Regions from separate parts of the Homo sapiens genome. Here region 2 is linked to region 1. A link is a loop called in an ENCODE intact Hi-C map of the cell type or tissue named here. Cell type or tissue: heart right ventricle. All regions are shown on one strand.

Region 1 (2,500 bases):
GGGAGGCCGAGGCGGGCAGATCACGAAGTCAGGAGTTTGAGACCAGCCTGACCAACATGGTAAAACCCTATCTCTACTAAAAATATAAAACAAAATTAGCCAGGCATGGTTGTGTACCTGTAATCCTAGCCACTCAGGAGCCTGAGGCAGGAGAATCGCTTGAACCCAGGAGGCGGAGGTTGCAGTGAGCCGAGATTGTACGACTGCACTGCAGCCTGGGTGAAAGAGCGAGACTCCATCTCAAAAAAATAGAAATTGCCAGAATGGCTGCCAGTGAGTAAAGGTTCATCAGGAAACCCATTTCATTTTGTGCTTTTCAGACCTAAAGTAAAAGAGTACAGATGTTTTCTTCTTTTATTCTTGTCTGCAAAGTCCACACATAAAGTCAACTATGTGAGAAAATAAAAGCTGCTTTGGTTATGGATTTTGGAGCAGCCCTGCAACTCCATATTATTATTTATCAAATACTTTGGAAATTTCTGGAAAAATAGAGGTATGAAAAGGAGCACCGGGAAAACAAATGGTTTTAGAAGAATCTTTTAAAAATATCATGTTTGGTAAATAAAAAACAAAAGTTATATAGACCACGATGAAGTGTTACCAGCATAAAAAAGGGGCAGGGAAATATCATCGCCCAACCTCCTGCAAAAACGCAGTAAATTTAAACCATAACATTCTTTCAAGGTAACTTAAGGAAAGATGTTAAGTCTGCTTCCCTTTTTGTTTTCATACAAGAGATTTAGTCTGCCCTCTATAAAAGGACTTGTTTTCTTGTAACTGCACCAGTTAGACTTCTCTATTGTAATCTGGAAATCTATGGCTTTGGGGTCCTCCAAGCATAGCTTTTTGTTGTGTGCTCTTTCTGCTGGGCAACACTGTGCTGCAAAGGATGTCATTTTAATTATTCACTGGCCCATCTTTTAAGCCTCTTAAAGGTTATAGGGCAAATTCTGTCTAAACACTCAGTAAAAGTCAAGGTAAGGTACCATCTTAGATCCAATTCCCCAAATTAGTTGGTAAATTGTGGTCTCTTTAATGATATTGCTTCATCCTTCAATGAAGTTGATTATAAACAAATTGCAGCCAGCAGCCAAACTCAACACAGATTATGTGCAACTACATAACTGCCTGCCTGGGGCGGCCTCTTTTACCTATGCACATCTTAGGTGAGACTGTGTTCTGGCATGCAGGGCAATAAAACCCAGGCCCTCTGCTGCTCTGCCTGTGAGATAGTGTGGTTGCCTCAGGATATGCCAACACAGTCAAAAGAAAAACAGAGGTGAAATCCACTTTACCGTATGGAGTATAACTGCTGTCCCTTAAAAATTGTCCAGGCAGTATATGCATGGCTGTGAGTAAACCAGTGATGATTACAAAATACAACAGATATCACACCAACTAATCCAAGGGCTCTGCATCTTGCCATTATCGAATAAAGAAGGCACTTTCAAGGCTTTACTGTTTTTAAGATCTATATCCTGGCTTGTGTAAACATATACGGTCATCACTAAATAGATGCCTCTCTGTTACAGAGCCAACAAAGAACTTTTTTTTAAGCCCTCACTTCCTCTCCAGGAAATGGTGTATATTCAGAGAGGAAGCTGTCTTCCTGTTTTCTCCATACTAACACACTTGCTGGGTTTTTTTCTAAGCTCCCAAACTCAGAGTCTCCATCATATGGAACAAACTCTTCTTAGCAACAGGCCACATTTTTTGCTGCAGTGATTTTAAAAAAGATTTATTTTCTGTAAGTCATAAAAAGTATTATTAGTCTAATTTTTCATCTACTGTATTCTCAAGTACTATGTCCCCTCCCAAACTCTATCTTATTCAGCCTATAATAAGGGCATTAGACTCCTCCAATGGGGTTATTCTGTCAAAATTCTTAGCAAAATACATCACCTCCTAGCTTCCCAATTACAAAAGCAACTTGACAGGGCACCTGCTTTTTATTATTTCAGTGTTGTGAGATACAAACCCAGTGTGCCTGGCACCCAAGAATGAAATATAATTCAAGAACGTTTTGTACATTCTGCTCTAATGTTTTAGCATTTCAGCATTGATTTCTGGGACTATTAAAAAAGAACCATTTGGAAACAAACAGAAGTATTTTTCTTTAGTTGTTACAGTCACTTGAGGAACTCTTGTTTCATTTATTTCATGTAGAGATACTTGAAGTAATAAAGTTCAGGTAAACCTGAGAATTAAGGCAGGGCTAACCCTGGATGATATATTAAATGAGATGAATTTTGAGTTTGTTAACTTACTAGTTTATTAATTCTGGTAATATGACAAAATAAAGTTCTTTAACACCCCCCAAAGATAACACTAGTTCACCAGCAATGGATCCAAACCAAGACAAAATCTCTGAATTGCCAGAAAAAGAACTCAGAAGGTCAATTATTAAGCTAATCAAGGAGGCACCAGGGAAAGGTGAAGTCCAACTTAAAGAAATTAAAAAAAAATCATACAGGATATGAATGGAAAAATCTTCAGTGAA
Region 2 (2,500 bases), 130 kb after region 1:
GAGGTTATTCTTGCATTGTTCTTGAAACTTAAGGCTATTGAAAGGATTCAGACATTATATATTCCTTGCTGTATAATACCCATGAAAGTCAACATTATCCCACCAAACAGAAGTTGTCCTTTCACCTTCATTCAACAAATATTACCCACTGTCTTCAAGGCATTGTACTAGAAGGTATGCAGGATACAAAGCTTTCATCTGAGGACACAGCACATCTTTGATTTTAGATGATCAATATTCTCTCCCTTTCTCCAAAGGACATTTATGGCCACTTATGGCATACGAATTAACTATTAAAGTTATACATTCAACACACCTAAGTCACATAAATCTGGTTATGGACACAGTAGCAATAAAATTAAGAAAAAATTCTGACACTCACCCTGAACAAAGGCCCTTTTAAAATTAATAGCATATCTGAAAAATAAGAGGAGCCCGAGTAAAGTGAGACCTGCCAATGTAATGGGCTTGGTGAATCACTTCAAAATGCCCAGGCCTCCCTTTGGACACAATGTTATCAGGTTAATACAGCACTTGCATCACCATCTCTGAGTACCGTGCTGAGTAACAACGGGCCAAATTTAGCAGCTAAAATGGAGAGGGAATTTCCAACAACCCGTGCAATGCCACATATTCTCAGTGAAAAGCAACTACTAGAAATATACTATCCCTTACCCTCCTAACTTAAACTGTGCCTCTCTGCATCATCACTACACCTGGAGAGGGAGCTCCTCTAAGGGAATGTCTCAGGAGATGGCTGGTGGTTAGAAGAGAGAAAGATTCCCTCTTAGGCCAGAGGTAGCACAGCAGCCAGCTATGGCTTCTGCAGCAGTAAGCTTTCAGTCGGGAAGGGCCAGACACCGCTCCCTCACTTCCCTCCCAGCATGGGTATTGCTACTGTAAAGTTACCACGACCACTAAAGTTGGTTTCATTTCCCATCATGAAACACCCTAGAAAAAAAAGGCTGTCTCAGCTTACTGCCAAGTTGGACAAAAGCAGAAGCTCAAAGAACAAGGCCAGAGGCAAACATGCCACCTTTCCTTCAGAGGCTGGGCTGTGAAGGCCACAAGGGAAGCCCACTGTGGCTCTTCACGGCCCCGCTCCGGCCTTGACACCCCGGGCAGAGATCAGTCTTCTCCACTCAGGGTTGGGCCGGGTGCCTCACTTGCGGTTCCATCCCCAGAAACACTTACCAGGAGACTGTGAAGCACACAAAGCCGCATTATTGGGAGACTTGCAGACAGATTATAAATTTACTGGGGACAATCAAGGCATTTAGATACTTTTGGCTACAGATGCTGGTGACACACACATACATACAAACCTCATTCTTCTCTCCATTTGAGCGATTCTTTACCCCCCTCCTTTACCCTAACATCTCTTTTTTCACAAAACAACCTCCCACTGCTTTCCTAGGGAATTCCAGGGAGAAGCGGGAATAGAGCAGGTGGTAGAAAAAGGATATTAGGCTTCGAAGCTCTAATACAACCCCACAAGCTAGTGCTGCTATTCAAGGGTAAAACTGTAAACCCTGTGCAGTTTAACTGTTGGTAGTTATTTTTCATCTGGAGCTGGCCTCAAGGAGTCCCATTCCTAGGTAGCCCAAGTAAATGTGCTTATGGCTGGGGAGAAAAGCACCATCCTACTCCCCAGAGATTCCCAGGGTCTTCGTCACCATGGACCCAGGCCAGGGATTAAGGGAAGCCAGAAAGAGCCATCCTGAGCGTCTGGCCAGAGGATGTCCTCTCCCGAGAGCTCAATATCAAGCTCCTTTGGAGGAGCAGTTAGACACAATAGCACCATCTCCTTTGGGCTTTTTGAGTACTTTGGGGCTTGCATGGCCATTTCCTGTCGCTTTTGCTAGGGCTGACCTGGGTAAACTGGAGCAGACATAGAATCCAGAAGTCCCATGGAGCTCCAAAAGGGAGGAAGCCTGCAGGGCCACAGGGCAGGGTTCTACCTTCCACCAGAGGCCACTGGTCCAGCAGCTTTGGGGGGAAGCCTGCAAACAGCAGGCAGTCACCTGACCAGGACTGGCACTGAGAATCAATGATCCAAGGGATACTCCTCTGGGATGGTGTGTGTCTGTGCCTCTGGGGAAGAACTTCCAGCCAGAAACTTAATCAGAACTTTTGGGTTTGATATCCTATCACCAGGAGTGGCTGAAGACAAGGTATTTCCTAGGATGATGATCTGTGTAAATAGCTGCTTCGTGCCTGTCTGCTTAACGAATGCTCTAAGGGAGCATTACTGGATTGGACTGGAGTGCTTGGGAAAATAATCGAGATGTGGCTCAGGAGTGAGAGAGTCTAGAGGGAATCAGAGAGTAGGCCTCTTAAGAAACAGTGCCTCCCTAGTCTCTCTTTGGGATATTTTCCCCAAATTTTGTTTTTGACTGAGGGGACATTCGGGGAATTTGCTATTTGTTACAGCTTACCATTTATGTTCTCTTAAGCGAAGAAGAAGGGGGTCACTTCAAAAGGGAGAGGGGAAATGGGG

The links. Peaks named below come from ENCODE experiments on the same cell type or tissue, not always from the same donor. Only the 100,000 strongest peaks of a DNase experiment are listed, where the experiment ranks them.
Region 2: a loop joins it to region 1, with 3 times the contacts of the local background. A loop is called at or near these places in 22 of 110 quality-filtered maps.

The regions. Positions count from the first base shown.
Region 1 is chr11:96,206,356-96,208,855 of GRCh38, forward strand. All of the region lies in intron 1 of MAML2 (mastermind like transcriptional coactivator 2), which reads right to left. Among named protein-coding and RNA genes, the nearest start is that of MIR1260B, 130 kb to the right of the region's middle. In heart right ventricle, no CTCF peak of the experiment used is centred here; no DNase peak of the experiment used is centred here; H3K27ac peaks cover 1,986 bases.
Region 2 is chr11:96,338,443-96,340,942 of GRCh38, forward strand. The region is part of intron 1 of MAML2 (mastermind like transcriptional coactivator 2); the gene reads right to left. Among named protein-coding and RNA genes, the nearest start is that of MIR1260B, 1.7 kb to the right of the region's middle. RefSeq lists a silencer at 823-1,117. In heart right ventricle, no CTCF peak of the experiment used is centred here; DNase peaks (open chromatin) are centred at 873, 995, 1,767 and 1,932; H3K4me3 peaks cover 2,500 bases; H3K27ac peaks cover 2,500 bases.